2 separate regions of the Homo sapiens genome follow, and region 2 is linked to region 1. Evidence: chromatin loops called from intact Hi-C (ENCODE). Cell type or tissue: IMR-90. All regions are shown on one strand.

The links. Peaks named below come from ENCODE experiments on the same cell type or tissue, not always from the same donor. Only the 100,000 strongest peaks of a DNase experiment are listed, where the experiment ranks them.
Region 2: it touches region 1 in a loop (2.1-fold over the local background); 2 of 110 quality-filtered maps call a loop at or near these places.

What each region holds. Positions count from the first base shown.
Region 1 is chr1:51,420,334-51,424,333 of GRCh38, reverse strand. EPS15 (epidermal growth factor receptor pathway substrate 15) reads left to right here. Exons shown (of 25, transcript NM_001981.3): 13 at 2,476-2,548. Among named protein-coding and RNA genes, the nearest start is that of TTC39A, 92 kb to the right of the region's middle. In IMR-90, no CTCF peak of the experiment used is centred here; a DNase peak (open chromatin) is centred at 2,153; H3K4me3 peaks cover 395 bases; H3K27ac peaks cover 1,024 bases.
Region 2 is chr1:51,262,272-51,266,271 of GRCh38, reverse strand. All of the region lies in intron 1 of RNF11 (ring finger protein 11), which reads right to left. Among named protein-coding and RNA genes, the nearest start is that of RNF11, 28 kb to the right of the region's middle. RefSeq lists a silencer at 421-715. In IMR-90, no CTCF peak of the experiment used is centred here; a DNase peak (open chromatin) is centred at 1,631.

The DNA of each region.
Region 1 (4,000 bases):
AATAGTTATAAAGGTTAAGAATCATTGCAAGACAACAGAATAACATTTGAGCATCTCTGAAACTGTAAACTAGGTCAAGAAAATTACTTGATTTTCAGTCTGATATACAGGACAAGTTTTCAGTCATAATTTTTTTAATAGAAAGTGATATAATTGAACATTTAATTCTTTTTAAGTTTTCTGTTTAGCAATATATGTTATACTACTTGGTTGTGCTAATAAAAGGAATATTGTAAGACCAGAATTTTATTAGATAAACATGAATCAAAAGTTAAATTTAATTGATCTTCTTACTAAGAGGAATTAATGCCTAAAGATCTCCATATTTTTTTTTTAGTTGGGAATGGTCTTCAGGATATGATTAGAGATAACACCATCCTTTCCTCCCCTTCCTCTTCCTCCCCCATAGACCCCAAATTATGAAGAGAAATTTGTAGTCCTCAAGCTTCCTCCATTTTACCCAAACATAGACTGTGTTTGCTGTTTAGAGCTGAGTCCTTTGTAATCTGTTTTGGATTTTCACCAAGTGAGCTTCCTTCCTTTGCTCTCCCATCTTTCTGCCTTGGCTACTTTGAGTCAGCTCACTGGCTTCTTGTAGCCCTGTTTTCCTGCATGCACACTTGATCTGAGCAGACACTGTCAGTGACAGCAGTTAGCAGCAGAGCAGAAAGAATTCAGTACAAATGTGTGCACTGCTGATCTGTGACACTGTAGTGTTTTCTATTTTTGTTATTATCTACTTTCAGAAACCAGGAGCTGAGTTGATACTGACCTTGTGTGGAATGCCTCTGAGGATTTGGGATGGGGGGAGGGTGCTAGATTTTCATGTGACTTATCTCTAACATGCTGCAGCAAGACTGAAAACATTCATCTGCTCACATAAGGAGGAAAGAAAATTTCCAAGATTGAGCTTGCAGAATTTGTTGGGTATTTTCAGAAATTTTTCCCCGTGTTTTTGTATTTCTTGAATTTGCTTAATTTATATAAGGGTTGGAGGTGGGGGATGGTCTTTGCATGATAAATAGGTTGAGGTATGGAAGGATCGGGCTGCAACAATGATTCTCATGGTAAGGGACTGTTTAAAATCACAACATCGCGACCCACATTGCGACCCATCTGACAAACGGTTAGTGAGCTCCTTGGCCATCTCAAATGTTTAAAAGTAACAGTGTACAAATAGCTTTATTTGTATGCTTTCTTCCATAGACATCTTAAGAACATTGTGCCTACGTATCCAAAACAGTTGATTTTTGTCTACATTTAAAATCTCACCTCAAGAAGGTGAGAAATATAAATGAAGCATGCAGTTGTCCCTTAAGTATCTGCTTTGGTATAATTTTCTCACTTTCCTTTATGCTGGAGCTAAATGGAGCCTGAGCTTACATTTTGGGTTATGTCTGAGATGGAAACTGAAATGTAGTCTTGAAGCTCGAAGGAGAAACTTGGCTATACTAATCTGGAGGACTTGTTAAATGCTGTCTTCCCTTCTCCATGTTGCCGCCTTTTACCTTTCCCTGCGACCCCAGAAATGTACTGCTGCAGAATTCTTTGAGCTTTTTCTCTCATTTTGTAGAAAAGAAAGTGAAGGGAGGTGTGTGTGTTTGTGTGTGCGTGTGCACGCATGATTTCAGTACAACTACAAATGGGCAGTTAAATTGTTACATCAAAAGTGACAGCTTTATTTTGCAATTCTGAATCTAAGGTTGCTTGGGATTCGTTCATAGCCACTCAGGCCTGATTAAAGCATATAAGAATTTAGGTAACGATGTTTCAAAGTAAAAGCGGAGCCCAGCATGTTTGATTTGAAGAGCAGAAGAGATAAATGCTGCTGTGGTTCTTTTTTTACTTTATATATACTGTTTGTATATTTGATCAATTGGATTTGATATATGGTCCTAAAATAGCTTTTTTTGAGATGTAATTTTTGATAGAGCAAATTGCCTGTGTATTAATAATCTTTCCCATTTTCTCTGTTGTTTCATTCTAAAATTGATGCACACCAGTGATTTAAGGGGAAATTAACACTTCAGTAAATGTCTTTTTCCTTAGTATTGTTGACTGTTTTTATTAGCCATTTTCATTTAATTTGACAGTGGTACCTAAGGGTTAACCTTACAGAGCTGATGCAACCCCTCCTTTTCTTTACCAGCAATTTTCATTGGACACTATTTCCATAGCAACAGTGACATCAGTGAAACCTGAGTGTTTCATTGATTATTTTTCTCCTCTTCCTTTTTTAATCTATCCTCTTTTCACCACATTTTAGTGAGAAAGCAATTTTTTTTTTACAAATGGAGCTTATATTGATTTTTATTTCATAAATAATTGAAAGAGGGTAGAAAAATCTGCCCTTCATTTAAAAATTGAATGTTTCACTATGTATTTAAAAAGCGATTCAGGATTAGGAGGATGGATAACCATACCAGCTGTAGCTGATGTTCTAAAATATTCTTGCATTGTTTGCTGGTCTTCTAGGGAAAAGAATAATGTGGAACAGGACCTTAAGGAGAAGGAAGATACTATTAAACAGAGGACAAGTGAGGTTCAGGTAAGTGACCATAAAATTTAGTGTTCCACTGCTGATTTAGGACTATTCATTTTAAATTTATATGGTTATTTACTATTTGCTGGATGTAGTATTAGGTCAAGAGAATGCCTAATGTTTATATTATATAAATGTTTATCTTTTCCAAGATGATTGTTCTTGCTTGGAATTCTGGCCTGCAAAGATTATACTGCAATGAGAAAGCAGTATTTTTCAGCATAGATTTCTAGTTTTGAAAGTATTTTTTAAATGGTACTTACCTGCATATTATATCATTAAAGGGGTAAGTTTGCATGACTTACAATGTTAATATTTTTGCACCAGTAAAATTAGAGTGAGATCATCATCTCATCATCATCATCATCATCATCATCAAAAACCAGTATGCTTTTTCATGCATGTGAGGTTTTTGTTAGCTAGGAGACCTAGTATGTTAAAGGACTGTTTCTCATAATACTTGTAGGGTGGGAGATGATACAGAACAATTTAAAGTAGCATTTTATGAGTAGCTTAGTAACCAGCATATCTTAAACTTTGGCATAAAGAGCTTTAGTTCATTTTCATTAGGTGTTGTGTTAAATTGTTTCATTTTACAAAGAGAAAGGATGACAAAAACCTCAGTTTTTGTTTGGGAAATGATAAAAATAAGGGAGTAGCAGTGTTTCTAACGTTAGAAATAGAGAAAACTGGGCAGTGCCTCACTTAGAGCAGTAAGCAATGCATGTGGCCATGTTATTGGGGTACTGTTTCCTTAGTGCTGCACCGGCACATAGAGGAGATTGGATATAGAAGCACTGGTAGCAGTTGCTAGTAAGAACTCTTGGATGGGCATTTCTTAATGTGTTGCTTGTATGTTGGATTTTCCTGCTTTTCCTAATAGTTTTAAGTAGGGAAAAACTCTAAATTGTGTTAGGCCCATTGTTTTGTTTTGATGCAGGACATTCATTAGAGATTGTCTGTCTGGTGGACTGTGCTAGGGTGGGGAGAATGATTTACTGAAGAATTGAGGAAGAAGCCAGAGAGACTTCTTGTTGGAAGTTGATTCTCTGATTGGGTGACTACATTTATTATATTTACTTGAATTTTCCTGAAGGCAGTGCAAGTTAAGAGATCATCATCAATATAATTCTCTCTCTGGCAGTGAGGTTAGGTGGGCATAAGAGGGTAAGTTATCTGAATTACATTATTTTGTGCAGTTTTTGAGCTTCTTAGGAAATGCAAAAGAGCCACACATTCTAAGCAGTTATTACTAAAAATAGTTTAAAATGGAAGATAAAATAATCTACACAAGTTTTCATAATTTGAAGAAATAGGTGTAGCTACTGATACAATTTTGGACAGCTTCTAAATTTAGCCAGTTACTGCTTTAAAGTACATAGGTTCTTGTGATAGACAGTATTTTGTTGAGTATATCTACCTGTTGGTTTTTCCCTGCTGCATTTTTTGAGGATGTGA
Region 2 (4,000 bases), 160 kb after region 1:
CACAGGAACTTCAATAGGTCCAAAACCAAACCAAATATACTTCCTTCCACATGCCTCTCAAACTCAGAATTTCTATGCCCCCTACCTAGGTTAATGAACAAAAATACATAATGGAAAGAGTACAGGCATTCCCTGGAATTTCTGCTCTGGTATTTAATTATGTATGTGGCCTTACGCAAGCTTCTTAATATCTCTGAGCATTAAGGTTCCTCATCAGCATAACAGACAAAATACCTATCTTAATAAAGGGTTGGAGGCCAGATGCAGTCATTTAGCTCTGTTATCCCAGCTACTCTGGAGGCTGCGACATGAGAATTGCTTGAACCTGGGAGGCGGAGGTTGCAGTGAGCTGAGATCACGCCACTGCACTCCAGCCTGGCCCACAGAGCTAGACTCTGTTAAAAAAAAAAAAAAAAAAGTATTGTAAGGAATAAGCAGATAAGTAAAGCACTTACCAAGATAAGGGCTTACTTAATATATGGGCTCTTCTCTAATGACACCACTAGTCACTGGAGATAGACATCTCATCCTTCCTGATTCCTCTGACTTCCTCTCTTCCCTTTTCCACTATCATCTACTTAAATGTCTTATACAGTCTTACCTAACTACCATTTCCTCGTTGTTGATTAGGAGACACATGGGCTTGCCCTGTGAGTTTAAATTTCAAGATGGAATTCACAGAGAAGCAAATTTCAAATAAATTTAAACAATCTTTTCCTTAATACTTTCTTTAGTTCTCCATATGTCTGCATGCAAAAGAGAGAAAGAGCGAGAATCCAAAGGAAATCATCTGCCTTTAAGAAAAGGAGAAAAGGAATAATTTAAAATTAAAATATGCATTGTGGAAAAATGCAGCAGCATGGAAGGGGGTAGAATAGAAATGGAAGACAGGGTTATAAAATATGCTGAAGCAGGACAGAAGATACAGTCTTTTTTTTTTTTTTTTTGGAGACAGGGTCTCACTCTGTCACCCAGGCTGGAATGCAGTGGCGCGATCTTGGCTCACTACAACCTCCACCTCCCAGGTTCAAGCAATTCTCCCACCTCAACCTCGAGTAGCTGGGAGTACAGGCACGCGCCACCACGCCCAGCTAATTTTTTTATTTTTAGTAGAGACAGGGTTTCACCATGTTGGCCAGGCTGGTCTCGAATCCTGGCCTCAAGTGATCCACCTGCCTTGGCCTCCCAAAGTGTTGGGATTACAGGTGTGATACAGGTGTGAGCCACTGCACCCGGCCAGAAGATAGGGTCAAACATCAAAAACAGCAAGGTCTGATCTGATGCGAAAAATCTCTGAAGCATTCCGGTTGTTTGTTAATATATAAATGAAGCACCTATAAAATGATGGATGTTGTCAAGAATGTATCGGGCCCTAATCTTAGGTGGTTTAAGCCAAGAAAGACACAAAACAGGTGAATGTAAAACGTGTCTGTCTGAAGGGCACTACATTAAAAGTTGGATTCAATTTAGGGAATGTGATACAATTTCAGAAACGAAAACAATGCAGTGGGGAAGTGCCTAAATAATGTGCTGAGGCTGGAAATAGCACAAGTCTGGTTTGTGGTGAAGGAAAAATAAAGTCACTGCTAAAGCATGCAGCTTGTCACCAAAAGCGGTATCTTTTCCTCCAGTAGGAAATAAGAGCCAGCTCTTCTGATCCTTCTCTTTATATCCTTACAAGCTGCTGCTGGCACCACCTTCTTCCCAGCTGCAGTCTCCTACTGGGAAATGTTTTCTCTGAATTTTGCCAGACTGACATTTAAGACCATAAAATGGAGGATTTAGAATAGTTGGTCTCAATGTATGTTCTACTTCTGATGTTCCATGAAATCTTGACCAAAACAAAAACCCCCAGATTAGCACTGATGCAGTTCCTGAACAATTACACAGAGAGATGTAAAAGCTAGCATCACATCTATCTTCCTGATAAATGTGTGTGTGTGTGTGTGTGTGTATATATATATATATATATATATATATATATTTTTTTTTTTTTTTTTTTTTTTTTTTTTGAGATAGGGTCTCATTCTGTTACCTAGGCTAGAGTGCAGTGGCACAATCTTGGCTCACTGCAGCCTTGACGACCCCCCGGGCTCAAGTGATCCTCCCACTTCAGTCTCCTGAGTAGCTGGGACTACAGGCCCATGCTACTATGCCCCGCTAATTAAAAATATACATTTTGTAGAGACAGGTTTTCACTATGTTGCCCAGGCTGGTCTAGAATTCCTGGGCTCAAGCAATCCTCCTGCCTTGGCCTTCCAAAGTGCTGGGATCCCAGGAGTGAGCAGCCAAGCCTAGCCTTAAAAAGCACATCTCAGCACTGAGGAAATACAGTATCACGATAAGGTGAAAGGCTTCCATTAACTGTAACACCTTAGAGATATAATTCACATTCTATTTCCCTATTTAAAATACACACTTCAATGGTTTCCAGTGTGTTCAGAGCTATGCAACCATCACTTATCAATTTTAGAACATTTTCATTACCCCCAAAAGAAAGTGTACTCATTAACAGTCACTCCCCCAAACTCCCCGGCCCTAGGCTACTACTAACTAATTTGCTTTTTGTCTCTATAGATTTGCCTATTCTGGGCATTTCATAGATAAGCATTATTCAGATGTGTGGGTTTCGTTCCAGACCACCCTAATAAAACTGATCACAGATCACTGTAAAAGATATAATGAAAGAGTCTGAAAGCACGAGAATTACCAAATGTAGCAGAGAAATGAAATGAGCTGCTGGGAAAATGGTGCCAAAAGAATTGTTTCATGCAGAGCTGCCACAAACCTTCAAGTTGTGTAAACACACACACACACACAACCCTGTGAAGTGCAATAAAACAAGGTATGCCTGTGTATGGAATCATACTAATATGTGGTCTTTTGTGGCTCGACTTTCACTTAGCATGTTTTCAAAGTTCACCCATGATGCAGCATTTATCAGAATTGCATTCCTTTTTATCACTGAATAGTCCACCACCATTTTGTTTAGTCACTGATGGACATGGGTTGTTTCTACTTGTTAGCTACTGTGAATAACAGTGTTATGAAAATACATGTATAAGTTTTTGTACATGTTTTCATTTTATTGGGTATATAAACCAATGAATGGAACTCTGCAAAACCTTTTGTAGAACTGCCAAACTTTTCCAAAGCACCTGCACCATCTTACAATCCCATCGAGAGCTGTATTGGTAAGTGATGGTTGTGTAACTCTGAACACACTGGAAATCAATGAAGTGTGCATTTTAAAAAGGGAAATAGAATGTTCCAGTTTCTCTACAGCATTGCTTAAACTTAATCTTTTTATTATAACCATTCAAGTGGATAAGATGTGATATCTCATTGTGATTTTGATTTGCCCTCTCTGATAGCAAATTATCTTTTTGTTATCTCCTGGACACAAGTCCCTTAGCAGACCAATGATTTACAAGTATTTTCTTCGAGAGGCTGAGGCAGGCAGATCACCTGAGGTCAGGAGTTCAAGACCAGCCTGGCCAACATGGTCAAACCTTGTCTCTACTAAAAATACAAAAAAAAAAAAAAAAAAAAAAAAGATTAGCAGGCGGTGGTAGTGCACACCTGTAATCCCAACTACTTGGGAGGCTGACGCACAAGAACTGCTTGAACCTGGGAGGTGGCATTGCAATAAGCCAAGATTGTGCTGCTGCACTCCAGTCTAGATGACAGAGGGAGACTCTGTCTCAAACAAACAAACAAACAAAAAAAAGCCCAAATATTTTCTTGCATCCTATGGGTTATCTTTTCACTTTCTTTACGTTATTTGAAGAACAAATTTTAAATTTTAATGAAATTCAACTTTGGTTACTTTTACTTTCAGTATCCTAAGAAGTTTGTCAAACCCAAGGTCATGAGCATTTGCTCCTATATCTTCTAAGAGGTTTATAAAGTTTTAGCTCTTACATTTAGGTGTATGAACCATTCTGAGTTAATTTTTGCATATAGTAAGAAAGGGGCCCAACTTCACTTAACTATGTGG